Linked DNA regions of Homo sapiens: all the other regions are linked to region 1. The links are chromatin loops, found by intact Hi-C in ENCODE. Cell type or tissue: mammary epithelial cell. All regions are shown on one strand. Links, peaks and the distances in the headings refer to the core of each region. The heading gives the core; the rest is flanking DNA. Region 1 overlaps LOC107985871 (a long non-coding RNA gene). Region 2 overlaps RMDN2 (regulator of microtubule dynamics 2). Region 3 overlaps LINC02613 (long intergenic non-protein coding RNA 2613). Region 4 has its middle 21 kb from the start of PIRAT1. Region 5 overlaps CYP1B1-AS1 (CYP1B1 antisense RNA 1).

Region 1 (6,200 bases), core at 430-5,429:
GGTTTCACCGTGTTAGCCAGGATGGTCTCAACCTCCTGACCTCGTGATCCACCCGCCTTGGCCTCCCAAAGTCCTGGAATTACAGGCGTGAGCCACTGCGCACAGCCAACATCTCCTTATTTAGCCAGTATTAGGCACCAAATATGTGCCAGGCACTTTAAACTTTAGAAAGAACAATTCTCATAAGTGTCTTAAAAAGCATCTGTAGTTTCCTGTTCTCTACATGGTTCCCAACGCACATACTGTGGCTCACTAACATTGCCCTGGATATAATGACCCCTCTCTGAGGGCAGTTGAGGTCGGGAACTTTAGAAACCTCCCGAGTGTTGTTTCTTATCCTAGGAATTCGTGGGCATGGAAGACAGGTCTTGAGAAGGCTGTTGCCATGAACTCCCCACTGTATTTCTAGAAATTCCATATAGAACCCTGTGATACCTATAGCTATGTCTGAAAATCAGTGTTCTTAGTGAAAATAGAATTAATCTTAAAAAATGGTTACACGGACATTTTTTTCTGATTGCAATGTTCTCACCAAAGATATTCTTTGTTACATATCCTCAACCAAAGAAATCTGGAAAAAAGAAGCACAAACTAAGAGATTAAAATCATCTACAATTCCATCATGCAGAGGAAACTACAGGTAAAATGTTGCTGTATACATCTCTTAATCTTTCTAGATCTGTTTTGTTAAACAACAGTTTTATAGCCTACTTTTTATGTAACAATATATTATGAACAATATATTTTTCCAGGCCATTGCCTTTTCTTCTGTGGTATAATTGTAATGGCTGCATAGTATTCCATTGTATGTATGTATCATTATTGATTTCACTAACTGCATACTATTAGACTTTCACATTATTCCCATTTTTTTTTCACAAAAATATACTGGGTTAAAAATTATTGTTTCTAACTCTTTATTCCCATTCATTATTTCCTTATAATAATTCCCAGAAGTAGACTTTCTGGGTAAAAAGATAAGCCAAAATTTAAGCCTTTTGAAATGTACATAGAGAAGCCTCGGGTTTTGAGTAGAAAGGTCTTTGTCCCTAGCTCTAACCCAACTGTGTGACCTTGGGCCTAACTACTCCATCTGTTAAATGGGGAGCATGGTCATACGCCCCACTGCATTTCAACAGCTGATTCTGACAAGATACCGCTGACTGTCTGCCCAGCAGCCATTCTTCACTTCATTCCAACAAACCCTGATTTTTTTCAAATATTCACCCCTTCCCCATTGCAGTCTTTGTACTTCCAGGTTAGGCCTAAATTGTCTAAGTATAATCTCATCCCCCTGCCAGTGAGAGGTTCAGGAATAGGCATATGGACCAATTAGGTTTAATAAGATTTATGGGGAAGTTTGCTGGGGCTTCTGGAAAATTCTCCACCTTTAAGAGAGAGCCATAGGAAAAGAGAGTCTCTCCCTCTGGATGTTGTCAAGCTTGGCCCTATTATTGCAATAGCCATGTTATCCCCAGCCTGAGAATTAAACTGAACACAGATGAGGCAGAGCTGAGAATCCCAAGGAAATGGGATTGGAACTGCTGAATTAGGCAAACTTGAAGCTTGCCCTGCCTCTAAATTTCCAGTTATGAGGGCGAATTCTGATGGCGTACACTCTTGGAATCAGTTAACTTTAATTTATAACCGCAGTTCTGATCATCATCTGTTTAATTTTCTTTCTTAATTATAGTAAATGTTTTTTTCTTTCATGGGCTTTCCTTCCAACTTCTTGTATCCTTCGCTTTCCCAATTTTGAAAAAAAAAAAAAAATGATGCCTCAAGGGAATATTTGAGTGAAAAGGATAGGCCTTAAGCCAACAGTTCAGAAATGACTCATTTAAATCTGCAGAACTGAGAGAGCCCAACCCAGGCCTTCCAGTTTGGTCATAGAATCAGAAGATTTTTCAAGTCGGAAGGAACCTTGATGCTCAACAAGTCCTAATCCCATTTTGTAGATGAGGAAACTGAGGTTCAGAAAGATATTATGAAAGTGCCAGACAGCTGGGTACTCCCCAGGCAGCACCTTCACAAGACTTACCTGGTACCCCAATTTGACTCCTGTCATATTTCAGTGGGGGGGATTTAAGCCAAAATATATCACAATTGGTTCTTTGAACCCTTTGTTTCCTGGCAAATCAAAGTTCCTCATTTGTAGTAAGAACTCAAAGAGCAATGTTCCTATCACCACACTGGAAGTCCAGTCTTCTTTTAGACCTCACTAGTGATTTCTTTCTAGAAGTCCCTAGGGAAAGTCCTCACAAATAATCCAGACTTCTCTCTGCAGTGCCTGTGCTCTTGGTCTGCACCCCTTGCTACCTTCTGCTACTTCAATTATTATTTCTTCGTACTCCTTGCTCACAATCCAGGCTGCTGTCAACTGCCCCCCACCCCCGCCCCCCCCACCCAGTGCAACTCTATCTCTGCTCAGCCGGTGAGCCATTGTCCAGGTTCCTTCTGGCTGTCCCTGGATTGCCACTTATTCATGTTCTTTTCCCTTTCTAGCATGAAGAAAAACTCCTGTTCCATGGCAGCTGATTTCTCCCAGGAGATCTGGGCCTCTGGTGGGCAAATTGCTGCTCTCTTCCCCAGCAAGCTTCTCCCTGGAACACATGTGCACTCGGGGGAATGGGTTTGACCAGGGCTGGTTCCAACCCAGCATTACACTGTCTGTGGGATCACATCTCTTTCCAACATCCAGTTCTGACTCCCATTCCCCTCTGTTTAGCTGCTTCTTCACACAGGATGCTTCTCAGAAACTTCACTTCCAAATTATGGGGTGGGATTCAAGCTGGAATTCTTCATCTATGATGAAATTTTAAAATGGTATTCAAAGCTTTGTGCAAAATAGCATTTTATGGTACGTAAACCTCTAATTTTTATCAGACTCTCAAAGGGATCTGCTAGAGACCACGGGCCTCTAAAGCTCTTTAAGTTCTAATGTTCTGTGACCCTGTGATTGCATAATATGATTTTGTGGCAAATTTGCCCAAAGCAGAAGCATTCAGTCACTCTCCCAAACTGCTCTATTACATTCCTAAGTGAGTACAAGAGTGTATGCAAGCATTTTAGCCTTATTCGCACAGAAGATATTATATTAAGAGAATAATCAAGGATTCAGCATCAAAAGCTTTATCAGCAAGATATTAGTACTCTACCTAGAAGACTATTCTAACCTCAAGTACTATAAATATTAGGAGATCTTTATTTTCATAGCAGCAAGATCTTGGAAACTGTACTGGTGAAAAAAAGATGGTGCTTAGAACTCCTGCCTCCCTTTTTAGTTGCTCTTTCTGTTCAAGGAGTGGGATGCATGGGAAAGGTGGCCTGGCTCCCTTCTCCTCTGTGTAGCCTGTAGTTCTACGATTGGCCCCTAGACGGCGATCTTGTGTTAGTGAGGGACATGGTAACTAAATGAAGTGGGAGCCGGCAGTGACTGATGGCTGAAACTGTCAACAGATCAAATGGTAAGAAGTGAATAGTAGTGATTTTTAACCGTGGTTGCAGGATGAAATTGGAAAAGTAACACAAAATCTTCCTATATTACTTAGAAGGAAATTTGGAAACACTTAGAATTAGTCTGTGTATTGAAAACATGATTTAAGTGTGATATTTAGAGGAAACTGTCAATTAAAAAAAATTTTTAAATTATGGTAAAATACATATAACATAAAGTTTGCCACGTTAACCATTTTACAAATGTGCAGTTTTTAAACCAAGTGCACAATCGGTAGTGTTAAGTGCATTCATGTTGTTGTCCAACCAGTCTCCAGAACTCTTTCCATCTTGCAAAGGTGGAACTCTGCATCCATTAAACGGCAACTTTCCGTTACCTCCTCTCCCAGCCCCTGGCAAACAGTATTCTACTTCCCATGTCTATGAATATGAGTGCCTCAGAGAAGTGGAAAAAAGTATTTGTCTTTTTGTCACTGGCTTATTTCACTTAGTATAATATTCTCAAGTGGGACCTGCCAATTTTCATTACAAAATTATTTTTTAATTTGTAAAGAAAAACTGGCAATTAGTAAAAACCATAAGACTGGACATTGTCTCATGCTCACAGCTTCACAGGCAAATGCACTCATTCAAACCAGTAAAAGTGAAAACCTCCATCCACAAGACCCACCAGGAGGTCTCATAAGGCTCTATTAAACCTGCAAACTCACAAGACTGCCAAGGCCCACTCTAGACAGCAGTTGACCCAGAAGATTCATAGGCCAGGAGGCAGAGCATGTCAGTAGGGCACATCCAGACTTCCTCTTCTGCGGGACCTCGCAGCAGACCACAAAGCCATCCACACAGTGGGCAGAAGCTATTCTCTTTGGCCCCCATGTGGACTGAGTTGTGAAGAAATGAGACTCACATCAGTGGGGTGTGGAGGCCACACTATATGAGAGGCCCTGTATTTCACAGCAGCTAATATCTCTTGGAGGAACTCCATGGCCATAACTTTCATGGTCTTCTCAAGGTCATGCCAGTTACAAGGGTCACTGCACTTAGGGAAACTCGAAAATATGGCTTCTTCTCTGGTATTTATAGTTGTCCCAATCCAGATAGGATTTACCAATCAGGGCCCACTTGTACTTTCCTTTATCAGGTTTCCATGGGAACAGAGCTAGGAAGTTAGCCAAAAATCAAATGCTCATGCAAAACTGGAAAGGGTTTCGTTAATCCTTTATTCACTGCCCTTCACATGGTTAGATTACAAAGTCTGACAAAGCATCCAGTTAAATAGAAAGGAGTCAGAATGACAAACTGATATGAAGAACTAAATTACACAATGGCATTTGTCATCTCTTATTTGTTACAGCTGCTTTGGTGTTCAAAATGGATGCGACTTTGCACAATGCCTGGTTACTTCTGGGGAAAATTTTCCATTTCAAAGCTTCATAAGAGAATAAATTATATTTGGGGGGTGGATTTAAATACAATTGGAAGAGGGTTTCTCTCTAAAGTAATTTCTATAGAAAATAGTGAACAGAGATTAAGAGAGCAAGGAAAAACAAATCTGGGCTCCAGAAGGAAGCCAGTTAAGAAAGTTGACTGCCAGAGGGCTGGTAATTCAAGAACAAGATGAGAGATATGGTTTGGCGGAGCCCCTTTCTTTATCCCTCACCTCTTTGGTTCTCCCTGCACCTTCTGCTGAAGTTTGGGATTCTGTAACTAGAGATAAATCTGTTCATTCCACAATGACATGTAAAACTTAATGTACAAATACCTTAAGAGAGAATTATTACAAAGTCTAAGAACGCAGAATCACAAAATGTTTAAGTAGAAAGAAGTCACAGAGCTCACCTAGCAAGCTCTTTATCTTGTAATGAAGAAACTGGGTCTCAAAGAAGGTAAGCAGCATTCCCCAAGTCACACGGACTGGTAGTAATGGAGCTATGGTTAGAACCTCAGATGCTTGACACACAGCCGATCCAATATTATATTTTTTTCCTAAGAGGGGAAAGAGGAAGCATGTGGAAAGGGAAGAGAGGAGTGCTGACTTGGGAAGAAGGCAGCAGGGCAAGAAGAGGGAAGGCACAAAGGCATTTCTTCCTGGCAGTGGCTGCTCCCTTGTTGCAGGTTAGCTTCCCTTTTTGATGCAAGGCGAGGACTCCACATGGGTAGGAAAGGGCATGGGGCCAGTAATTTGTTAACTCTGATCTTGCTAAAAAGGAGTCTCTTTTTAATCTTCAAAAGAGAAAGTAATTTGCTCTTTAATCATTCTTCAGGGGCTTTGGAACTGCACATAGAAAAACTATGACTTCCTCAGGATACAAAATCAATGTGCAAAAATCCCAAGCATTCCTATACACCAGCAATAGACAAGCAGAGAGCCAAATCATGAGTGAATCTCATTCACAATTGCTACAAAGATAATAAAATACCTAGGAATACAACTTACAAGGGATGTGAAGGACCTCTTCAAGGAGAACTATAAACCACTGTTCAAGGGAATAAGAGAGGACATAAACAAATGGAAAAACATTCCATGCTCATGGATAGGAAGAATCAATATCATGAAAATGGCCAAAGTAATTTATAGATTCAATGCTATTCTCATCAAGCTACCAGTGACTTTCTTTACAGAATTAGAAAAAACTACTTTAAATTTCATATGGAACCAAAAAGGAGCCTGTATAGCCAAGACAGTTCTAAGCAAAAAGATTAAAGATGGAGGCATCATGCTACCTGACTTCAAACTATACTAC
Region 2 (6,200 bases), core at 688-5,687, 130 kb after region 1:
CAAAGGGTCATTACTTCTTTTCTTTCAATCCATTCTACCTATGTTTGTGTGTGTATCTGATTTTTTAATACTGTTCATTTAAAATACTTAATTTTATTTTTTTTTCTCAAATACTCAGGCTGATGGAAATTCTGAAAAAAGTTAATTCACAACATGGTATATTACCTCCATCTAGAGGTCATTCTAACTACATATGTTTTGACAAGAACACTGTATTTTTCTTTGCATTGATAGTGAATATATCCTTAATCATTGACTATCATACTGTTTCAACAACTACTAAAACAACTCCATTAATTTCCCTGCAGTATTTCTCATTCAGCACCAATGCTGTTTATACTATGAAAAAGCAGAGGCAGCATACTGTTAACAGAAAAATGACTAGGCATATAAGAATACAAAACTGGGTTCTAGTTTCTGTTTTTCCACTTGTTGTATTGCTCTGATTACTAATCAATACACACATTCATGCGTGCATGCACACATACACACAGTACCTTGCTTACCCCATCTATAAAGTGAAAACAAGCTGCTCTGTAAATCACATGTTCTAAGACATGTGGATATAATTTGCAAAGGGTAGAGCACAACCAATATGTAAGACATTACTTATAATTAAGGTCTGGCTTATTTGGCCAACAAACTGCAAATCCATTGGTCACTTTATTCTCATTCTCTTGATTCCAGGAGTATTAAATATTTTTTGTCAGTAGAACAAAAACAACTGAATCTTATAGAAAGCATATACAGCCTTAAAGTTACAAAGTCATTTCATTTTAGAAAAGATAGAGATAAAACTAAGTCATTAGAATGATCTGTATTTTTCAATCATTCCCAAATCATACTAACCCTTTTTGAAATTTATTCTTAAAGATTACATCTTTTGTTTCAAACTGAAGGTTTGTAAACCATCATATAATACTGTAAACGATGGGTCTGCAAACTCTTGCAGTAGGGCCAGATAGTAAACATTTTAGACTTTGGGGCCAGTCTTTTGCAACTACTCTGCTGCTGTGCAAAAATGCCTGTGTGTGGCTGTGATCCAATAAAACTTTATTTACAAAAACAGGCAGTCAAATTCATCTGCAGGCTATAGTTTGTCATTCATGCTGAATGAATGAGAATATGTCTTATTATCATACTAATAAATTCAGCCTTAATTCAGTTTTAACATAATTAAAGAGAGTCCAGCAGAATAAGATTTGAACATTTTATTATAATTAATTATAAAATCAGGCCACCTAAATTTCACCCATTGCTTCTCAAGTCAAAGTTTAAATTTCTTTTTTCATCCCCTCAAACATCTACTATTTAATTTAAGGAGGACTTTTGCATTCAGTGGGATATAGTATAAGAATTAAGATTAAATTGACATTTAAATTTCTCAAATCTTAATCAACTGATTAATTTTATTTTTTTAATTCAAAACTGATACTGAATAAGAAATTAGGTGAAACACAATTGAATCACTACTCTGTGTTTTGATAAGATTTAATACTGGGGTTAAATGCTATGATTATAAACAAGACAAGGCATTTAGTTCTCAACAAAAAGTAAAAGAAGATGAACAAAGGAGATGTAACCAGATTAGTGGAAGACAGACTGGGAAACCCAGAGTTCAGCATCATCTATGCTCACAAGATACATTTCAAGGTACTTAATGAAGCCCTCAGAGAAAATTCAAATTCAACATTGCTCCTCTATGAAAATTTGGAAACCCACACTGATAAATAACCTCAAATTGACGATTTACACCAAATGCACATTTTTAATGTGATTCTTCATGGGTACAGATGCATGTGGGAGAGAAGGAAGAGGACAGAGGATGGGAAAGGAAGAGCAATAGACGAGGGAGAGAAAGAAGAGAAGGAAGAGGAGGGGAGGGAACAGAGGAGTCAGAGGTAAGAGACAGGAAGAGTAGGGGAGGAGGAGGAGGAGTTGAGAGTTAAAAGTAGGACTTCGGTGTTCTTTCTGCATCCTAATTAGGCTAACCAGTTCCCAAATACCTCCATTATCAAACGCGATGAAGAGAGAGAGTAGGGCTTGATCACCACAAATTCATTACAGTTACTACTAAACGTAGGAACAGAAGTACTTTAACATATATGTTAATTTACTAGTGTTATTATGTAAATTAGATTATCTAGGTAAACCTGGCTAACATAAATAATTGCCAAGACCCTCTGTTCTAGGGAAATGATCTTAAGTCTGTACCAAATTGTTACCTGAAAAATTACCTTTTTCCCTAGAATTTTGGCAGAGGCACCGAGTACAAAACAATACTTTATCTATTAGGTACTCCAATCCCTAAAGCAAGATTCTCTACTATCCATCCGCGACACACTAAGAAATTATTCACAGGTTCTGCCAGATTTAGCCCTTCACTCTTCTCCAGGCTACGTAAGATAAGGAAAATAATTCACCAGAGGGAGGAAGAGACTGGGAGTGAGGATTTCTACAGGGTTAGGGTGCTGTGGGTTCTGCCTTCCACTCTCTCATGACAGAGGGCAGGGGCTAGGCTTGCATCTCATCTAAAGCTATGTGAGGGCAGCATCAAAAAGTCTATTCATATTTTGGCATGTGTCCCTTTGAGTTCGGACAAATAAAATGTTACCGGATTCCTCCCCAGGGAATTTTAAGTGAGAGTTTGTGAGTGGAGCTCCCCCTGCTGGTGGCAGAGTGAAAAAAGAGGTCTCCTTTGAGGAAATGGTTTGTACTTCAGATTTTGGTGGGGCAAAAATGAGTCTTCTGTGGGACAAATGTGGACCTGTGGAAAGGGAGTCATTTTAAGAGAGATTTTGCCTAAGAGTGCCCCTACATCATAGGGATGGGAAATAAAGTAACCGCAAAGAAGGGTGGATTTCTGGAAACTTAGGGCTGAAGAAAGGGTCATACATTTATTATTGTATCTTCCCACTATCTGGGGCACCTGTATTGCTGGAGAGAAAAAGAAACCAAGAGAAAAAGAAAACAAATGTAAAAATGCAACTACAAGAAAAAGGAAGAATAATAATTTAAAACAATATATTCCTTATTGTTTTATAATTTATAATTTATATTTATAAAATAATGTTTACATAAACATACAAAGGGTCCAAACACAATTAAGAATGATTTTTTTTTTGCTCTAAGGATATTTACCTATACCAATCTAACTAATTAAATTCTCTTTGTTTGAACTTTTAATATCATAAATGGCTTTTCCTTGATCTGTGGAATTTGTATATTACGATGCATCAATGCATAAGAAATGGTTGATGTGCTTTTCTACATTTCATTTAGAAACATGCTATCATTTTAGTATTTGTGTTCAAGCAAAATGTTATACTGAACTAGATTTAATTATAACGTATCATCTTCAAAGCCAGTAGACTTGGTAGATTCATTCAATAATTTTTCAATAAAAGTTTCCCTTAAATATATTTCAAGGCTGCATAATAAAAATGTGAATAAACAGAATAAGAACAGTTACTGTGCTATTATACATATTTTTCAGTGAATGTGACTGACAGATTAAACGTATGAGTCAATAGTATTTTGAAAAATCCATTTAATTTATAAAGAGGCAGGTTAGAATTTAAAAGACTGCATAAATCCTATACACTTACCACAGATGACAATGTCCATTCATGGGTGCTCTATTAATAGCTCTTTCACTTAAAGTTTTTCCTGAAAGATAAAAGTACTTACACTTAATACCTTCATGTGAGTTGGTAGGAGGTGGATTATTGAATTAACTCATGGTTCACAAAGTATGGTCCCAAGACCAGAAGCATCAGCATCACATGGCAACTTTGTTTAAGAACTTTTCAGCCACATTGGAGATCTACTCCATCACACACTGTGGGATTGGGGCCCAATAATCTGTGGTTTAATGAGCCTCCAATGATTCTGATGTATGCTAAGGTTTGACACCCACTAGACTAAGCAACTTAACCAAGTGCAAGAAACGTCATTTAATTACTGCTTACAAAGCGTAATAGAAATTTTCTGTATTCCATTCAAACAACATTTACTGAGTACCTACTATGTGCCATACTGTGTGAGTGTCTGGGAATAAAATGTAAAATAAGACAGAGTCCTTGACCTCCAAGAGCTCACCGTTCAGTATGCTGCAGGCATATAAACAAGTAAGTTACATGCAAGAAAAAAAAAAAGACCAAGGTGAAAAAGAGGGCACAGCAGAGTGGGTAACTCTAACTCTGCCTGAAGGAGTAAGGGAAGGCTTCCCTGAGAAGTTCTTGCCTAATCATTCACAATAATGAACAGGGCCAGTGACATAAATAATTCCCCCAAATTATTTTACTTAGTTTTAGAGGAATTTTTAACCATGTAATAATTAATTTGGGGCTGGACCTGGTGGCTCACACCTGTAATCCTAGCACTTTGGGAGGCCGAGGCAGGTGGATCACCTGAGGTCAGGAATTCGAGACCAATCTGGCCAACATGGCGAAACCCTGTCTCTACTAAAAACACAAAAATTAGCTGGGCGTGGTGGTGCATGCCTGTAATCCCAGCTACTCAGGAGGCTGAGGCAGGAGAATCACTTGATCCCAGGAGGCAGAGGTTGCAGCGTGCTGAGATTGCGCCATTGCACTCCAGCCTGGGGGACAGAGCGAGACTCTGTCTCAAATAAAAAAAAACCAAAAATAATAATAATTTGGATAGAGGTTTGTTTATGGCTTGGAAAATCTAAATACCTGCAAATAAAACAGAACTGTGTTCTGAGAATCTTTCTCAAAAGGGGCCCTTTTGTTTTATAACTTCTTTTCTCCCTGATCCATTATTATTATCTTGAAGAGACTATCCAAGGATATGCAAAATGCTTTTCTAAATAAGTGGTTGAGATAATCTTTATAAATAAAAATATTTTATTCTAAAACCACGGTTCTATTTGTTAATTTGTTAAGGTGGCATTCTACAGTTCTATCCATTAAGATAAATATTCTGTGTAGAAATCGACATAAATTGGAAACAATTAAAAAGTGAAGCATTTTAATAATAATTAACTGCAGTGTGAACAAATATTAAAGAAATTAGCAATTTTAAATGAATGATTAAAAACATGCTTTTTAATGTAAAAACATTAAAAACTAAATCAATTTTTTAGCTACATTACCAAATGAATAAAACTTTCAGCGTACTGCCAGAAGCCTGAAATAGAAGTGATTCCATCACTCCAAGAATATAAAAAGACGCCGGGTAGTATACAAACTAGATTCATAGCCTCACTTATGCAGTCAGAATAAAAGTAAAGCTATTTCCTTTAGAGAACTGTATTTTGTGATCTTTATGATGCATTCATATCGATTACTTAATTAGGAAAGTTAGAAAAATGTTTCTTTAAATAAAGATTCATATCATAATACTTCAGAAACATACTGCATAATGATATACTCACTTTGAGTTTTATCAAAGAATTTTGTACTCTCCAGTGATCAAATCTGTACTAAGCATAACAACCTTAAACATGCTATTATGAGAAGAAATCTTCTGCACTTCCTCCCTCATGCTGAACCCCAACGTTCTTCCACGGCTGGTCTGAGCCCCTGCCTTGCTCTCAGTTCCAGTATACTTGGTCATTACCATTACTAAGCACTTACTCCTTATACACTGAATATAATTGGCTGTCCCTTTATTATCTTTTCCATAGAATAGGTTCCGTAGTGTTGTGCAGCCTTCATCTTATTTATGCCTCTCCTTCTCTCCCTCCTCCCCTTCCCTCCACCCTTCGTTTTCACACTGTTCCTTGACAAAATAATTTTGAATAAATATTTCTTAAATGGATAAATTAAAGGAATTCTTTTACTTTTATTTCAATATCTGAATGAACACATCGGAGGCTTTTTCTACTCCTTTTTCTTTGGCACTATAAACTCTTCTCTTTTGGATATATCCTATTTCAATTCTATGCTTCATTTTAGCCCCTGAATTCCCTTCAACCTATTTCTTTACGAATTTCACCATCTAAGACATTAACTCAGTTAAACTCCCATTCCATTTAAGAATAGAGATCCAGAGCGATTTTACCTATGGCAAACTGTAACTTCCATAAGAAAGACTTCCCTGCATCAACCTCCATCCTCTGCCATCATATTCTCCTTTCTGCTACATATGCTCGCAAACAGCCTGTTCTCTATCTATCTATCTATCTATCTATCTATCTATCTATCTGAGAAAGGGTCTTGCTCTGTTACCCA
Region 3 (6,200 bases), core at 516-5,515, 390 kb before region 1:
GAAGTTTGAGACCAGCCTGGGCAACATGGCAAAACCCCCGTCTCTTGAAAAAAAAAAAAAAATCATCTTCTGGATAAATTAGTTTCACCTTAAATCCATTTTGTAACAAAACAGGGATAAGTATGTTAATGAATGAATGACTAAATAAGTCAATGATCAAAACAGTAAGTGAAACAAATAGGAAATAATACATCAGTAGCCTCTTGACCTGCCTTGGTGGAATGAGGCTCTGGGCATCTCCTGCTCTGAAGAGCATTCTGGGCTCCCCAGAGGTCTGTAGTAGTCCATCCCAATTTTGTTGGAGACCAGAGGAATGAGACCAAGGCCATCATCTCAATTCACACAGGAACCACTTGGAGTTGCTCAGCCTTGCAGCCCAGATTGCATCATGGAACCAAACTAGTCCTGCCAGAATGATGGTGTGAGCAATGTCTGCCTTCTCGGGGACCCTGATTTTTCTTCCTTCCTATGGAGGCTGGAACCATGCTCCATGTCCTAGCACATATTCTCATTTGGGTCCCTCATAGGACTGACCATGTCCCATGTGTCAGCTTTTCCCTCGACTTTCTTCTTCCAAGGCCTCTTCCCATGGTGTCCTGCTCTGCTCTGGGGACAGTGTGTGGGATCTGGTTAACTTGGTGGAAAGGAACAGCCTCCAAGAGACGGAAACTCTCATGGCAAGAATGTCAGACATAACTAAAAGCCAGAGTTGAAGGCATTTCTGGAGGATGGGCCACCGATTCCTTCCTTCTATGGGCCACTTGAGTCACTTGTGTACATGCTAGAGACCAGGCCAGGTGTAGTAGAAGATTAAACACAGGGCCGGGCGTGGTGGCTCATGCCTGTAATCCTAGCACTTTGGGAGGCTGAGGCGGGCGGGTCACGAGGTCAGGAGATCGAGACCATCCTGGTTAACACAGTGAAACCCCGTCTCTACTAAAAACACAAAAAATTAGCCAGGCATGGTGGTGGGCGCCTGTAGTACCAGCTACTCGGGAGGCTGAGGTGAGAGAATGGCTTGAACCCGGGAGGCGGAGCTTGCAGTGAGCCAAGATCACACCACTGTACCTCCAGCCGGGGTGACAGAGTGAGACTCCATCTCAAAAACAAAAAAACAAACAAACAAAAATCCCAAAAAACAGCAACAAGAAGATTAAACACAGACACAGACCTTTTCCCTCCAGAACCTTAGAAATGAATGAAGGGACCAGTAGCTGCACAGATCATTCTAGTAAAGACAATATATAATAAGAGAAATCATTTTTTGTTTAAATATTGATTTGCTGATTCCTATAAAAATGCTTCTTTTGCCCTTTTTTTCTTCCCATGAGCCTTTCTTGCCTCTTCAATGTTATCTGATTGTACTTTCCAGCTCATGGACATTACACAAAATGGCAGTTCCTAGGAAAAGCGAGAATAGAAAAAAAACCATAGCTTTTCAGTCAATTCTTGTTAACACTAGAGCCCGGAAGGGTCATGTAGGTCAATGAACTGTTGCTCCTGGCAATTGAAATAATTTATCCTCTGAAAAAGAGAGATCAGGACTGCCCCAGAGCTAAGTTAAAAACTGTGGGGTTAAGGCAGGGCACAGTAATGCCTGTAATATCTGTGCTTTGGAAGGCTGAGGCAGGAGGAGTGTCTGAGGCCAGGAGTTAGAGACCAGCCTGGGCAACATAGTGAGACATGACTGTGTCACTGTACTCCAGCCTGGACGACAGAGTGAGACTCTGTCTCTAAAAACAGAATAAAACAAAACAAAAAACCTGTGGGACTACCTGAGGTCTAGGACTAGATTGTCAAGACAGGAGAAGGGTAATGACCTGGGCAGCACAGCAAAGGCTTCTGGAAAGGACACACACAGCTTCTTATCTCTGCTCTCTATATCCTGCTCATGACTTCAAGACGTCATGGTGCTTTTCTGAACCTCAGTCTCTTCATTTGCAGCATGGCTATAATATCCATACTATCCACCTCACAGGGTTCTCGTAAGAATAGAATGAGTTACCATATATACATAAACTCCATCCTCAGCACACAACACAGGACTTAGTGGCTGCCTCTCATTTCAGGAGAACTCACATTTCTTAGTTCACTGGGAAAAGGTTGAGATTGGCAAGTATCCCACATCCATTAGAGAGGTGACTCAGCGATTATCCTTCTAAGGATTAAAAACAGCTTTATCAGGCAGCCACTCTGCTGCGATGTACATGATTTAATTCAATTTAATCATCTCAACAACCCTACAAGGAAGGTATTTTCTTCCCCCTTAGACAGAGGATGAAATCAAAGTTCAGAAGAGTTGATTACACCCTGCCTGAATTCACCTAGGGATTTGAACTCAGATCTGTCTGACTTCAGGTTCATTTACTTTTTACTCTGCCCCATTGGCTTTCAGCTTTGATAGATATGGAAATAAAACCTAGCCCTTCACATCAGGCCATTATCCTATACACCCAAGTAGGCCATGGAGAAATGGCCTTTCTCTAAGGGGAAATGGGATCTCTGGAAAAGTCACCTTGCTTCTGGGCCATTGCATGGAGACAGCTGGGGTCCAGTGAGATGCCAGTGCCCAACAAATGGGCACCAGCTCTTCATCCTCCTCTCTCTGTCTCTCTTTCTCTAGCATCACATAGGATGACCTCAAAGCCAACAGCTATGGAATGCATCTTCCTGGCCTCACAGGTCTCTTGAAGCTGCCGGCTGCCCCCAGCAATCAAGCCAGATGGATGTTTTGGGTGGAAGCCTAGCTGGGAAACAGCTTGCGGGCTGAGCAGGGGTGTTCAGTGGGCAAGGGGCAGGCTTCACGCTAACTCTTTCTCCATGCAGTGCTGCTTCCTCCTTCTGGCCTGCTTTCTGATGTCCCCAAGGCCTTTTCAAGTAGGAGTGGAAGGACAGAGTGGATGTGGCCAATCAAGAAACAGCATCCTCTAATCAGGTCACCCAGGCAGCCCCTCATCTAACCCAGCTGGCTCTGAGCCCTTTGCCTGGGGATCATTCTGTTTTGTAACAGCAAGGCTGACCTCAAGCGAGGCCACTTGGTCTGGATCTTTGATCTAAACAAGCACGAGGGCTTTCTCTCTGGAGACTTCTGTCTTGTTGGCAGGTCTCCAGAAGGGGGCGTTGCTGTTGCATGTGTCAATAGGATAGTAAGATTTAGGAACAAGCTGCAGTCGTTTAGGCAAGGGAGGTTGCGAGTTAGTCCTTTGCTCGGACTGCTTTTGTCACCAAGGGTAAGTGCTTGCTGATGACTTTTGCTCCGGTACAGAAGTATCTAAACTTTCCAGAGATGTGTAAAAGAGAGCCTTATAAAATTTAGGAGAACACATCAAAGTTACTAGATAGAAGGTCATTATACAAAAATTAACTTGCATTTTAAGGTACCAACCACAGTTAGAAAATAAAAAAATTTAAAGCTAACACCTATAAAAGAAACAAAAGCTATAAGGTACCAGAAATATATACATGATCTTTATGAAGAAAATTATAAAACTTTACTTGTTTAGGTATTCTTTTTGTTTTGTTTTGTTTTTGTTCTTAGGGTTTTTTAGAGACAAGGTCTCTCTCTGTTGCCCAGGCTAGGGTGCAGTTGGCACCATCATAGCTCACTGCAGCCTTGAATTCTTGGACTCAAGCAATCCTCCTGCTTCAGATTCCCAAGTAACTGGGACTACAGGTGGATGACACCACACCTGGCTAATTTTTTTTTTTTTTTTGTAAAATAGGATCTCACTATGTTGCCCAGCCTGGTCTCGAACTTCTGGCCTCAAGTGATCCTCCTGCCTTGGCCTCCCAAAGTGCTGTGATTACAGATGTGAACCACTGTGCCTGGCCTAGGTATTCTTTAATAGATAGATAAGATGTATTTATGATATGAAGATACAGTGTCATAAATTTCTTTTTTTTTTTTTTTTTGAGATGGAGTCTCACTCTGTTGCCCAGGCTGGAGTGTAGTGGCATGATCTCGGCTTACTGCAAGCTCTGCCTCCTGGATTCATGCCATTCTCCTGCCTCAGCCTCCCGAGTAGCTGGGACTACAGGTGCCCACCGGCACGCCCGGCTAATTTTTTGTATTTTTTAATAGAGACAGGGTTTCACTGTGTTAGCCAGGATAGTCTCGATCTCGTGATCTCGTGATCTGCCTGCCTTGGCCTCCCAAAGTGCTGGGATTACAGGTGTGAGCCACTGCACCCAGCCTTGGTGTCATAAATTTCAATTCTTCCCAAATTATAAATTCTTTGTGACTCCAACCAAATTCACATAGGATTTTTTTTATGGGTCTAGACAGGATGATTCTAACATTGTTCTGAAAAAGGACCAAAAATAGTTAAGAAATTTTGAAAAACACAAGATGAGCGACTCACCCTATAAGACTATAAGACCTGTTAAATTAAGACTGTGTGGCTTTAGCCAAGAAAGAGACAAACAGACCAATAGAACAGAATAGAGACTCGCAAAACAGATCTCTGTACTTATGAAGACTTGATATATGACAGAGGTGACATGCAGATGAGTAGAGAAAGAATAAATTATTCAATTAGTGGTACTGGGAATTTGATAGCCCATATTGAAAACGAACCCAACAATATGAAATTTTAGGTGAAAAAAATTTTAAGTAAAACTTTCAGACTTCTAGGAGAAAATACAGAAAAACTTCCAAGATCACAGTGTAGGCAATAATATCATAAAACAGAAATAAGTACAAGCACTAAAGAAAAACATTCGTAAATTTATGTGCATTAAAATGTAAAGCTTTGGCTGGGCATGGTGGTTCATGCCTATAATCTCAGCACTTTGGCAGGCCAAGGTGGGAGGGTCACTTGAGCCCAGGAGTTTAAGACCAGTCTAGGAAACCTAGTGAGACCCCATCTCTACAAAAGATAGGAAAAAATAGTCGAGCATTGTGTTAGTCCATTCTCATACTGCTATAAAGAACTATCTGAGACTGGGGAATTTATAAAGAAAAGAGATTTAATTGACACACAGTTCTGCAGACTGTACAGGAGGTATGGCTGGGGAGGCCTTAGGAAATTTACAATCATGATGGAAGGTAAAGGGGAAGCAAGCACATCTTCACATGGTGGCAGGAGAGAGAGAGAGAGAAGGGGGAAGTGCTACACACTTTTAAACAACCAGATCTTGTGAGAAGTCCATCATGAAACAGCACTAGGGAGATGGTGCTAAACCATTAGAAACCACCCCCATGAGCCAATCACCTTCCACCAGGCCCCTCCTCCAACACATGGGGATTACAATCAACATGAGATTTTGGTGGGGACACAGAGCCAAACCATATCAGGCATGGTGGTGTGCCCCTGTAGTCCCAGCTTCTTAGGAGACTGAGGTGGGAGGATTGCTTGAGCCAGGGAGGTTGAGGCAGCAGTGATCTGTAATCATGCCACTGCACTCCAGCCTGGGTGACAGAGACCCTGTCTCAAACAAACAAACAAACAAAAAAAGGTAAAGCTTCTTTTCCTCAAAATATGCCATAAAGTAAAATAAAAAACAGACAAACACAAACTGGGAAAAGATATTTGCAATGTGGCAGTCAGGGGAGTGTGCTGTTCGGCTCCTTTCAACAGAGACACACTTATGAGGTGTGATTGGCTGACAGCCTGGAGTTGCCTCATCTTCAGGATCCACCACTGTGTTCTAGCAGAGGCTCTGCTAGCTCTGACCGATCCTAGCCAATGTCTGAGTACGGAGGGAGTACCAGAGTTGAGTCATTCCTGCTCAGTGTGGGACTTCTTTAAAAGGCAAACTTTCTTCTGAGGCTCCCCATTAGCCTGGCTGACTTTCTCAGAGCTGCCCTGCAGATGGAGGCTTTTCCCACCCAATTCTCTTTCCTCTTCTTCCCTTTCACAGGCATAAAGACCTGCACTGGGGTCTGAAAACTCTCCCCAACCATGCCTGCTCTTTTCCCCATTATCCTGCGCAGGTATTACCCCCCATTATTGTCTTGCACTTCCAATTTTGTTTTGATTTCTGCTTCTTGGAAGACTTGAATTAATATAGCCTATAAAGAACAAAAGACTAGTATCCAAGCTGGGCATGGTGGCTCACGCCGTAATCCTAGAGCTTTGGGAGGCTGAGGTGGGAGGATTGCTTAAGGCCAGGAGTTTGAGACCAGCCTGGGCCAAATAGCAACACCTCATCTCTACAAAACAAAAAAAGGACTATTATTCAGAATGTATATGATTTGG
Region 4 (6,200 bases), core at 344-5,343, 220 kb after region 1:
CCACGCTCCTTCTCGCATGAGGAGCGGCCAGTGATGGGCTGAGTGAAACAAGCCACTCCAGTTCCCGCCCACAAAGGGGGTCAAGGAAACTATCCCATCTCACTGGCACCTTGATTTTGGACTTCACAGCCTTCAGAACTGTGAGAGATAACTGTTTGTTGTTTAAGGCATCCAGCTATGATATTTTTGTTATGGCAGCCTGTATTAGTCTATTTTTCACACGGCCAGTAAAGACATACCCAAGACTCAGCAATTTACAAAAGAAAGAAGTTTAATGGACTTACAGTTTCACATGGCTGGGGAGGCCTCACAATCATGGCAGAAGGCAAGGAGGAACAAGTCACATCTTACTTGGATGGCAGCAGGCAAAGAGAGAGCTTGTGCATGGACACTCTGCCTTGTAAAGCCATCAGATCTCATGAGACGTATTCACTATCACGAGAACTGCACAGGAAAGACCTGACCCCGTGATTCAATTACCTCCCACCAGGCCCCTCTCACAACATGTGGGAATTCAAGATGAGATTTGGGTGAGGACACAGCCAAACCATATCACAGCCTCACCAGACTAAGGCAGAGATTATTACAAGTAAACTAAAATTTGTTGAATAATTGTGATGAATGTCTAATCATACTATCTGAATTCTCATTTGCCAGATTCTTCCTGTCCAATATTTCTAAATCCAGTGGAAACATAGAAGGAAGATAACCCAAATTAAAACATTTTTCTTCCAGCTGGGTGTAGGAGCTAGTGTCTGTAATCCCAGCACTTTGGGAGGCTGAGGCAGGTGGATCACTTGAGGTCAGGCATTTGAGACCAGTTTAGCCAACATGGTGAAACCCTATCTCTACTAAAAATGCATAAATTATCCAGGCGTAGCTACTTAGGAGGCTGAGGCAGGGGAATTGCTTGAACCCAGGAGGCAGAGGCTGCAGTAAGCCAAGACCATGCCACTGTACCCAAGCCTGGGTGATAGAGCGAGACTCTGTCTCAAAAAAACAAACAACAAAAAAACAGTTTTTTTCCATTTTAACAAGTTTGGGGAATTCATGATCCTTTATTGTGAGTTGTTAATGTATTGGTTGGATGCTTCTCTCTCCAAGTAACAGAAAATCAAGTGGAAGTGGCCTAAACACTTTATAGTGTTTATTATCTCAAATCACAAAAAGTCTAAAGGCTGGATTGATCCAGCATCACAATACTGTCATTAGGAACTCAGACTCTTTCTATATTCCATGTTCCTACCCACAGCTGGTTGGCTTTCATCCTAGGCCTATATCCTCATGTTTGCAAAGTGGCTACCAAAGCTTCAGAAATCATGCCCTCACACTTTCTTCTAAAGGCAGAAGGGAAGAAGGAAACTCTCCTCTTACATCTCTTTCTTTTTATTAATGAGGAACGTTTTCTCCACACTTTCCTTATGTCTTGGTGGCTGTAACTGGTCATACCTGTGCTGTAGCAGAAAGGGAACTGTTTCAGGAAAGAAATAACTGTCATTTCCAATTCTGTTGTGGGACACAACTTTTGTCAAACAGCCATAAAGGGAGAGAAATGACTATTGTGCAGGGAAACTTGTGGGAGAGAAAACAAAATTTCTTCATTAAGATTTGGTAGCTTCCCTTAGATATTTCAATAAAAGTGAGTCAGATTTCTAAACCCAATTTCATATCAGAATGGTTTAGGCCCAGATATTTCCTGTCTATCTCCTGAGAGTAATTCTAGCCTCATAATGGACTCCAGGGCATAGGATACCCATCATGGGCCTGAACTAGCTCTCCTGCTAGCATGTGTTTCCACTTTAAGGAGGAATGTCTGTATTAAAAAGAAGAATGTGTTTCAGTAACATATTATATCACCAGAAACTTCATTCATAGGGGCTTAAGTAATATAGGAGGTTAAGAAAGGCAGTTGATGTATGCTGGCTCCAAGAATTTGTTGAATTAGCCAAAAAACACTCCTGAGATTCTTGTGATAGAGGAGAGGGTTTATGTGGTACATTGAGGAGGTGACTCCATCAGTACTTTGGCAGGAAAGAAATCAGTGGGTAGAAAGTTGGGATGGACAGAACATATGGACTCACTGAATTGCCCTCTGCCTGGAGGACATGGCTGACTCCAGGTGTCAGGTATCATTGATGGGTTCCTCTCAGTTTCTAAATACTTCTGGGAATAAACCTCCAATACCCAACTAGACCAGCTCCATCTCTCATGAGATAGATTTGAAATGAACGCTTCTGGATTTAAACATGCCATAAGGACTATGTCAGATCTACTTTTAGGGCTATTTTGGGTTATAGTTTAAGTTTTCTCCTTTTCAATTCACTCTTTCCCCACAACCATCAGGAAATATTACTGGTACTTAAAATGTCTTGACATAGGACTTTCCAATCTATACCTATAAATAAATGGGTTAAACTGAATTTCCAAGAGAAATAATAAGTTAACATATTTATTCACGCTAGGTTGCAAACACTCAGGTAATAAGTATACACTAATAGATGAATGCAACAGCTCTTTTCTTTTAATAAATTATATAAACATAGCTCCAAAGCTGAGTTGCACCAAGCATGCATTTTTATTCACTTTCCATTGAAAGGTCTGTGGCTGACCTCAGCAAGGATGGGGTAGGTCTAATAATGGGATGAGACATAGCACAAATTTCCTTATATGGCAAAAGGGTAGAACCTTGAGTGGTGATGGGGCCCTCCTCCAGTTTAATGATATAAAGCTAGTGACTCTGAACTTCTAACTCCTTGAACCTAGAGGGAAGTGTCCCTTAATTCATGCAGATTAAGCTACAGTGACCCTTGGACTTTGTATTTACTTTTTGTGCCTTAAGAAAATAAAGAAACAGAGCAGAAGCGTCGGGTGTTCCCCGGGCATGTAGTAGGATAAACATACTGAACAGACAAGAAACTGCACTGAAGTGTCAGTCATCCTTGGAATTGCAATTTACCTTCAGCAAAACAGCATCAAGTATCATTCAATTAATGCTGTTAACTTGAATTATATTGGCAGTGTTTATATTTAATTTATATTTTTTCATGTATAATTATAAAGGGACATTAAACATAAGAATTTTATACCAAGTTTATGTTTAAGAAACATAATAGAAATAAGTCAACATAAGGATTCTGTTTATTTTTCTTTAAAACATGTACATGTTTGACTTAAATGTGAGAATGTCTGACCTCTGACTAGAGCATTACATATTAGGAATATTGGTCCATTCTACTATATGCTCTATTGTAGAGCAGGGCTCCCCAACCCTTGGGCCACGGACCCAGTAGTGGTCCATGGACTATTAGAAATGGGGCCACAGCTAGTGATCTATTACCTCGTAAGCTCTGCCTCCTTTCAGATCAGCAGTGGCATTCAATTCTCTTAGAAGCACGAACCCTGTGAACTGTGCATTGTGAACTGTGCATTTGAGGGATCTAGGTTGCGTGCTCCTTACCACAATCTAATCCTTGATGATCTGAGGTGGAACAATTTCATCCTGAAACCATTCCCCCATCCCTGGTAGTAGAAAAATTGCCTTCCATGAAACTGATCCCTGGTGCCAAAAAGGTTGGGGACTGCTGCTGTAGAGGAAGAAAAATAATTTTTTCCTCAATTTTTGTAAGTTCTTAGTTAGAACAAACTCCTATGACAAAAGACAGATAAATAAGAGAAAAACAGAAGTATATTAACATGTATGTTTCACCTGTATATGGGAGATGCCTAGGGAATGAGTAATCTCAAAGAGGTGGCTCTGAATTTCAGCTTACATGGCACCTTCCACAAAGAAAAATAAAATTTTAAAGAAGTGACAAGAAAAAAAAAAAAAAAGGACTGTGAGTCTCTAGGGGCAGCAAATTGGGAGAAAGCGAATAAATGGCAGAGAAAGGCAACTTAGTAAGGCTTGTTAATGCACCTTCCTGTGGTGCCATCTCCAGGCCAGTAACGGTTCAAAGTTGTCTTCAGCGGTTAACTCTTGTCCTCCCTGGTAGAGAGGGTGGGGCAGGCTACATCTATCTTTCTAAATCTATGTCCTGCTTTTAGGCAAATAGATGGAGGGCAGAGAGCTTTCTTGCATCTGCTTCTTTGTAATTGCCTTCAGCACAAAACAATCTGGAGGCCAAAGAGGCATGTTTCTGGGTGGTGTATTCTGGTCTCTCAGGATCCTAAGAAAAAAAATCCCTCGTTTTGTCAAAGCTAAATTATTCTAGTATGCTTCTGGATTAGATTTGCTGTAAGAGATGCTGACAACTGCCTTAGCTTTGTTGGTGGGGGGCAATAAATATTTTATAGACATTTACTAACATCTTTCAATAAAACAAAACGTGGCTAGTATAGCAGGTAAGCCTTTCACAGTCAAAAAATTAAACTATGCAGAAATGTCACTTTCTCTATTCATCCATAACTGTATTTAGTGATGGAACCCTTAATTCTGGCCAGCAATACAGAGGAGGAAGTTAAAATGGCCAATTCAAAGTAACTCAGTTACTTGCAGTTTTTTTTCTTTTTTTTTTTTTTTTTTTTTTTTTTTTTGAGGCAGAGTCTTGCTCTGTCACCGAGGCTGGAGTGCAGTGGCGCCATTTTGGCTCACTGCAGCCTCCGCCTCGTGGGTTCCAGGGATTCTTGTGCCTTAGCCTCCCCATAGCTGGGACTACAGTCACACACTACCATGCCCAGCTAATTTTTGTAATTCTAGTAGAGATAGGGTTTCATGATTTTGGCCAGGCTGGTCTTGAACTCTTGGCCTCAAATGATCCACCTGCCTCTGCCTCCCAAAGTGCTGGGATTACAGGCATTAGCCACCACACCCGGCCTACTTGCAGATTTTAAAATCTCTGTTGGGTAAGGGCTCAGTCAAATCTGGGACTCTTCCCCTGCCTGCTCACTTTCTCTGCTGTTCCTGGGGGTGTGCTAAGCTCTTAAGCTCTTGGGGAGGCTCATCCACCATGTGGCCATGCTCTGTTCCCATTTACTTCCCATGATAGGAGTTTGTTTCTGGCTTCCAGCCCTCACCTTCGCCTCTGTCTTTGGGTTCATGCTCTGGCTTTTGCTACAGATGTCTGTGGTCATTTCCACGGCCTTTAGTTTCAAGGTCTAGCATTTTGTTCCTTTTTTGGCCCAACCACAAGCTTTCTCTGGTCTCTGGCCCTCTTAGCACTTCTGCTTCCCTAGCTCCCAACTCCATCCTGGAGGGTTTCAGGAGCTCTTGCTTGCTTTTCTACCTAGGCGACTACTGAGAACCATCTGAGATGGACAAGCCTATTTGTAAAAATAATGGTGACACAGTTAGGCATAAATATCTAACAAGAAACTACCTGCCCACTGGCTCTTGCAAAATCCCTAATTTACTTTGACAAAGTTGCGTGAAAGTTGTGATCTTGATAGAAGAAAATAAGAAACAAGTATTGCTTCTAACAGTTCAAATACTGCTCTGGGAAAGCAGGAAGAATTGGATTCTCTTTTCTTAGACAAGGGAACAGAATGTCAAAGATAATATAGTGTTGCCTTGGGAAAAAATGTTGGCTTTCAGGGTTTTTCCCTTCTGGGAGTCTGAGTGGCCTTTGAGGATTTGATACTAGGGGCTGAGCCAGTGTTGATTCCTGTACCAGCGAGCTTTGTGTATAACACATGCAGCTTCTAAAATGAAGAGCTGCCAATTACTAACCACCCCACACTGAATCAGTGCCATCGGGGCCTGCTCGGTGTGTGGGCTGTGTATCTAAACTGCAGTTTCTAGTTGTTTTTTTTTTGTCTTGTTTTTCATTTTTTAAATGGAAATAAAAAGCTGACAGATACAGTTTCATTACAATTTTCAAATGCTCTTTCGTACCAGTTAAAGGAGAGTTTTGAATGGTGATGGGCTACATGTTTACATACACACAATTTTGAAAGTTAAAATGTCAGTTAAAAGGAGTTTTGCATGGATACAAAGTTATCCAGTATGGGGGTGGCATTGAGGGTTGTTTTCTCCTTGGGCTGTCTTGATGGAGGAAAGCTGGTTGGAAAGGCTGAGTTGCTGTTTTGGCCTCTGACAGTGATTTACTTTGTAACCTCAAGTAAGTCATCCTCTGGTATCTGAGTTTTAGATAAGTCAAGAACCTACCCTTGAAGTGGTATCGAGGGATAAATCAGACTGTCTGAATGACTGGACTGGAGCTTCTCAGAAGCGCAGTGCAAATCTGAGTTTCTAGTGTGCGGGC
Region 5 (6,200 bases), core at 734-5,733, 53 kb before region 1:
TTGGTTTGCTCAAATCAGAATCTAAGCAAGGTCCATGCAGTGCATTGAATTGTCCAGGGATGGAGAAGAGGCTGAAGAAGAGGCTTAGGTAAGCAAGAGCATCAGTGCAGGGGAAGTTCAGGAAACACTGAGCTGGAGGAAAGGATAGAAGCATTACTTGAATAATGATCTTTGAGAGGTGCAAGTCATGATTGGAACAATTTTAGCTATTATTTAGCTACTAGATATTGCCTCTTTAAACATAATTCCATGCATAGACTGAAACTTGGAGGATCCCAAGATTTGTTCTATTTAGAGACCTGACTTCCAGAACTATTCTACCTCCTCCATCACTTCTTACTCCAGTAAATATCATGGAACACCCTTCTCAGGTTGAAAAGAAATTTAGAGACTTCCAGAGTAGGCATTGTCACAGCTTTTGCTGGCAATCCATTACAAAATTAGCTGTCCCTATTTTCAGAGGAGTGTTGTGTGAGATCTCAATTCCTTTACCTAGTATTCTGTTCCCAGCAAAGTAGATGTTGTGTTTGATGGTTCTGAATGTATTCTGTGTTGATATTAAGGCTTCTGGGTTTGCTAATCATATGAGAATATATGTCAGCAACTCTGGTGTTAATAATTTAGCCTACAAAAATCAATTCTAACGCAATCTTGGAATATTGTGCAACCCACCTGTTCATTAATATTTCACCATCTGTAGATCCTAGTGAAAGATGGGTCAAATTCAAATATATTTTCTTTGGCTCTGGAGACAAAAATAATTGGCAATCAACAGTGGTAGGGACAGCTTCTGTCAATGCACAGTAGGAGTCATGGAAGAACCCTCAGCTCCCTCCTACAGCTCTTCCCAGCAGACTTCAAACACATTTTTTCATCCAACAGGGAGCCCTTTAGGCTTCTATTCACCAACCCAGTGGGATCTCCAATTGCTGGAAATTTCATAAAGCAAAATTCCCCAGGGAGTTTCAACAAAGGTACTTGGGAAGCCAAAACCCCACTAGCTCTTTGGCCCAACTCAAAAACACAGCTGCAGAATAGCTTCCCACACTCTGTGCTCCTAGCCACTTGAGATTTAGCAGCTGTATTGTTCTCCTTGGTGTCAACTCCTGTCCATTGCAGGGGACTCTTGAAAGGAAGGGTGGTCTAAATGGAGGTAGGACTAGGAAGAAAAATGTCATACTCATTATCATCATCAGGCCACACATTTCTATAGGACTCTATGGTTGTACATGATGTTTATGAACATGGTATTCTTGATCCTCATGTTGACCTTGTAAAGTAGGAAATGCAAGAAATCTTTTACTCTGTTTTGTACACAAGCAGACTGAGGCTTACTGCAGTTAAGTGCCTAGTCCAATGTCCTACACTTGGCAGAGCTAGAACCAAAATGTTGGTCTTTGCCCTCTAGTTCAGTGCTTTGTTCTTTCCCCCAAATGGCTGCAGTATATGTTTTGCCTCATAGACAGTCTTTGATTTGGCTTCTTAACTAGTGGATGCAGCTCACTTGTATACAAAATAGGTATTCCTCAGTCTTTGGGGAGCCTAGGTGGACCTGGGGTGGCCCAGGCCAGCAATCTCTGCCTCAAATGACCTAGTCTATTTACCGTAGTGCCGTAAAATTGTCACTTTCTTTGTGTATAATAACATGAAAAATGATGGAAACCACTATTTTAAAGGAAAGTTTAAATATGTCCCCTCTTTCTACAGTGCTTAATATCTGAAAGCCAATTAATATGCCTGACCTTGAAAAGTCACGTCTATCAACCGTAAGTAGAAAATGAAATTTAATTTGCCATTTTTTAGTGAGCTTTTAAATTGTACATCTCCCCATAGCCTCTCATAACATGCAGTGTGGATTAAAGTGCTATTTGAATACCTCTTTTTTCAAAACTTTATGGTCAGTCACTATAAAAGAACTTCTTGTTCCTTTTTCTTCTGTCCTCCAATGGAATGACTAACCTCCATCTCCCTGACCCCCCCATATATTTAGGCCAGATTCCCTGACCTAACCTCTACTGCGTGGTATTTAGTTCTGAAACAAAATAAGTCAGTCTCTTTGCGTGAAGAAATTTCTTTGTTTATACTTCAAATTGGATTAGCTCACGTCATTACTCTCACTTGGGCTATTATGAAAATTTTTCTTCTCTTCATGGGTTTGGTTTTTATTAGGTTTTCAATTCTGCTATTCTTGGTTCAGATCCAAAAGCCAATTAATGGAAACATGCCCACAGGCAAAATTAATATGTTCATTTTAACATCCATCAATTCCTTCTCTCATTCCCTATTCCAGTCTTTTCTCTTAACGTACATTTGAGCACGCCTCAGGAACCTGTACCCAAAGCCTCATACATTCTCTGTCTTCACTCAGCTCTCATATCAAGAAGGTCAATTCACACTGAGTTATAGGAATGTGACTTTATGTTGACACCTAGTTTACTATTTACAAAGCTGTTTCTCATGCATAGATGAGATTCTGGGTGTTGGGGTGCATATTAGGGAAGAAATGCTTTTGGGTTCATCTGTCCCACACAGTGTCCGGGCAACACTTTTGCATGAGGCCATCCAATGATCCATGGGAAGAATGCTGTAGTCTTTAGGAACCTTCACCTCCAAGTGACAGAAAATGAACCCAACTGCTTAAAGAGAAAGACAATGCATTTTCTCATGTAACTGAAAAGTCCACTGGTACACTTGAGTCATGGCTGAATCCAAAGTCTTCCCATGACAGTTCTCAGGCCTTAGGACTCTAACGGAATGACACCTATCCTGGGTCTCCAGCTTGCAGTGGCATATTGTGGGACTTCTTGGCTTCTGTAATTGCATGAGTTAATTCACATAACAATCTCCATATATATATATATACACACACACACATATATATATACACACACATATAAAAAATATATATACATATATATAGAAATATATATATATTTCTCTGTTTCTCTGGAGAACCCTAACACAAGACATTTAGTAGACCAACCCCCTTTCAATGTCTTCTTTACCACAAAAATTCTTCTGACTCAACCTCTAGAGAACTTGTTCTGTTTGTGGTTAGGGAAACAAGTTCAGAGAAGCACAGGGAGGAGAAAATGGGGTACCTGTGAGAGATCTGGAAGCTTAACTTTTATGTTCATAATACAAGGGCACCATAGAAAGACTAGAACACAAAGACACCATGTTTGAGATCTAATTAATGAGCAGAGAGGCTGGTTGGCAAAGGTCTCTCCCATCACAGACAGAATAGGACCAGGACTGTAAGAGTGATAAGGTCAAGAAAGTAGTGACAGAAACTGTGATGAAAACACAGAAACATGGCAAAGGGTTTCTCCAGACTCACTGCAACGTCAGCCCAGGTCAGAGCAGCAGCAGCAGCTAATGCAATAAAGCACAGCAGGTGCAGTGTGCAGTTCTGAATCCAGACACACCCTGAATCATATCCTTACACGTCCTAATTGTGTAATCTTCAGCGCATTTCTTCCTCTGTTAAGTACGGATGGTGATATCTTGTCCCCCTCTGTGGGTTGTGTGAAGACTGAGAAAGATTTCATATGTAAGGGGCTTAGCAACACACTGATTAAGCGGTAGGTGGTAGGAATGAGATATTAATGTCTCTGACGTTCCCATTTTAAGTTCTAAGAGGCTGTTTCACTTGGGAAATGTCTGGAAATCTGGGTAGAACTATTTGAGTGGTTCTTTTGGGGCTTGCAGTTTTCAGGCAAGTATCCACCCACTGGAGGGCATTTTTGATTTGAGGCATGGATGCTATTGTTGTATGTTGTCAGGCTGTGTTCTTCCCCCCATCCTCACCACATATCTATTTGCAGACATAAGCTCACATAAGGAGAAAGGATCTTGATGGATTTGCAGTTCTGATTTATTTAACTATCTGATGGTCAAATCTGGTCCTAACTAAGGCCATGTGGCAGGGCAGGACTACTGACCATTAGGGAAGGGGAACATGTACTGGTGACCCCCAACTCGATATCAGGGTCCACCAGCCCATTGCAAATGATGCACCTTACATAAAACATGTGTGTGTGGTGTGTGTTGAAAGAACCTAACACTAGGAGCCATAACACTCCAGACTTAGACAGTTTTATTGTCAGCATCTGGGACCTGGCCTAGAACAGAAGAAAGAATGATTGTTCCTCACATCTCAAGGAAGCAGCAACAAGATGGGGCTGGAGCCAGCAGAAATGGGGGACATTTGACATGACTATAAATGGGGTCAAAATAGTCAAACAGGAACTGGCTTGGTCTCAAATCTCGTGTTATTCTTCTGCCTTTAGCAACTGGGGTCAGATTTAACATTTCTTTTAAAAAGGTCACAGTGAACTTTTTTATTGTTGTTGTTGAGTTGGAGTCTTGTTCTGTTGCCCAGGCTGGAGTGCAACGGCACGATCTTGGCTCACTGCAACCTCTGCCTCCTGGGTTCAAGCGATTCTCCTGCCTCAGCCTCCCAAGTAGGTGGGATTACAGACATGCGCCCCCGTGCCCCGCTAATTTTTTTTGTATTTTTAGTAGAGCTGGGGTTTCACCATGCTGGTCTTGAACTCCTGACCTCGTGACCCACCCACCTTGGCCTCCCAAAGTGCTGAGATTACAGACGTGAGCCACCGCGCCCAGCCAGTCCCATTGAACTTTATCTACCCAAAGGCAAATTTGGGGGTTATTCTTCCATGACATTTAATAGTCCTAGGACAAAAGACTTTTCTGAATCTCTAACTTCAGTGGTGACATATTAACAGTCATTACCAGTTATGAAAACAGGCTCGAGGACTGTCGACAGTAATTAACTTTCCCAGCGCTGCGCTGGCACTGCTACTGGCAAATAATGTTAGCCACTGAGACATCTGCTAATTAGAAGGCAATGGTTTCCAACTTTCCATTGCTTCTGTGACCCATGCATGCCATATAAATGAAAAGTTGGAAAAGAATAAAAGCTGAAATTCCTATGCTGGAACAATATTTAGAAACCTCAGGGAAGAATCAAGATAAAAAGCCAACTTGATGCTGGTCCAAGGATCTTCCTCTTGGAAATATACACCAATAGGTCTAGAGCTTTCTCCACTGCTCTTTACTCCCAGAGTGCCGAGTCAGTGGTAGCCAGGGATTAAGTGGAGAAAAGAACTGGATTGGATTGAATCTTGTCCTTTCTCCCTTTATTATTCTTGCCCTGACCCCCACAACCTCAAACTTTTGAACTAGGGGATAGGAGGAAAGCTAAAAGCCAAGAGCAGAGGTTTATGGGAGAATTTAGGAAAATATTCTGAATCCATGGTTCTCAAGCTTGGCTGCACATTAGAGTCAACTGGGAGCTTTAAAAAACACTGAAGCCTGGGTCCTAGTTCAGAAGATTCTGATATCAATGGCATGGGGTGTGGCACTGCGATTTTAGAAATCTCACTAAGGGTGCAGCCAAGGTTGAAAACATTAAGTTTCTTGCATTTAACCCGAAAGTGAGGGGATTAATTTGTGGTTTCCTCTTAACTAGCAAGATTTCATAATGGTAGTGTTTCTTAGCTTTAGATGAATATTAGAATTACCTAGGCAGGTTTTAAAACATGCAAGGCTAGGGCTTCACTGTAGTTGAAACTGAGGATCTCTGACAGTAGGGCTTGAACAATGGCATTTTTAAACATTAATTCTCATATGAGCCAGGGTTGAGTGCTACTGCTAAGGCAGAGGTTCTAAACTTTTAGTGTGCATGAGAATCACCTGGCGAGACTATTAAAAATGTATATTCTTGCATCCTACTCCCTGAGAGTGGGGCCTGAGAATTTTATTTTTAACAGACAACACAGGTCATTTTGGTGAAGGTGGTCATTAAGACCATTCTCATCCATCATTCTGATTGCTTTCTTGTGCTGACCAAGATGCAGTTTGCTCAACACAAATGCAACCCTGCCAACTGGTCTTTGGTGATCCTCAATTGAAGGGACAGGAAAATGAGGCAGTACCACCCTCCTAGGTGGCATTTGAAAATATCCTCGCTTGTTTTCTAATAATCATGCCTGGAGATGCCACAGATATTTAGTGAGCAAAGGCCAGGTATTCCAAAGAGTCAGTCCTGCAAACAAGAATCGTCTTGCCCAAAATTTTAATAGTGTTGCCAGTGAGAGACCCCAGAAGGTGGAAAAGTTTGAATTGTGTGTGATCTAAGGTATCAAGGTACAGACTTTGGCACTAGGCAGTCC

Evidence for each region. Hi-C counts contacts between places; a loop is a spot of excess contacts. Peaks named below come from ENCODE experiments on the same cell type or tissue, not always from the same donor. Only the 100,000 strongest peaks of a DNase experiment are listed, where the experiment ranks them.
Region 2: a loop joins it to region 1, with 11 times the contacts of the local background. A loop is called at or near these places in 62 of 110 quality-filtered maps.
Region 3: it touches region 1 in a loop (6-fold over the local background); 6 of 110 quality-filtered maps call a loop at or near these places.
Region 4: it touches region 1 in a loop (7-fold over the local background); 14 of 110 quality-filtered maps call a loop at or near these places.
Region 5: a loop joins it to region 1, with 3 times the contacts of the local background. A loop is called at or near these places in 9 of 110 quality-filtered maps.

What each region holds. Positions count from the first base shown.
Region 1 is chr2:38,112,603-38,118,802 of GRCh38, reverse strand. LOC107985871 (a long non-coding RNA gene) reads left to right here. Exons shown (of 4, transcript XR_007086290.1): 3 at 568-640; 4 at 5,721-6,200. Among named protein-coding and RNA genes, the nearest start is that of CYP1B1-AS1, 15 kb to the left of the region's middle. In mammary epithelial cell, for the core only: a CTCF peak has its summit at 3,370; DNase peaks (open chromatin) are centred at 1,822 and 3,372; H3K27ac peaks cover 655 bases.
Region 2 is chr2:37,978,752-37,984,951 of GRCh38, reverse strand. It overlaps RMDN2 (regulator of microtubule dynamics 2), which reads right to left. Exons shown (of 11, transcript NM_001170791.3): 5 at 3,609-3,669. The region is part of intron 2 of RMDN2-AS1 (RMDN2 antisense RNA 1); the gene reads left to right. Among named protein-coding and RNA genes, the nearest start is that of RMDN2-AS1, 54 kb to the left of the region's middle. RefSeq lists a silencer at 4,218-4,581. In mammary epithelial cell, for the core only: a CTCF peak has its summit at 2,667 (motif pointing left); no DNase peak of the experiment used is centred there.
Region 3 is chr2:38,505,447-38,511,646 of GRCh38, reverse strand. All of the region lies in intron 1 of LINC02613 (long intergenic non-protein coding RNA 2613), which reads left to right. Among named protein-coding and RNA genes, the nearest start is that of LINC02613, 7.2 kb to the left of the region's middle. In mammary epithelial cell, for the core only: a CTCF peak has its summit at 3,113 (motif pointing right); DNase peaks (open chromatin) are centred at 2,116 and 3,116.
Region 4 is chr2:37,894,253-37,900,452 of GRCh38, reverse strand. No RefSeq gene overlaps it. Among named protein-coding and RNA genes, the nearest start is that of PIRAT1, 21 kb to the right of the region's middle. In mammary epithelial cell, for the core only: no CTCF peak of the experiment used is centred there; no DNase peak of the experiment used is centred there.
Region 5 is chr2:38,166,118-38,172,317 of GRCh38, reverse strand. All of the region lies in intron 2 of CYP1B1-AS1 (CYP1B1 antisense RNA 1), which reads right to left. It also overlaps a transcript of LOC107985871 not described here. Among named protein-coding and RNA genes, the nearest start is that of CYP1B1-AS1, 38 kb to the right of the region's middle. In mammary epithelial cell, for the core only: no CTCF peak of the experiment used is centred there; DNase peaks (open chromatin) are centred at 3,057 and 3,367; H3K27ac peaks cover 1,939 bases.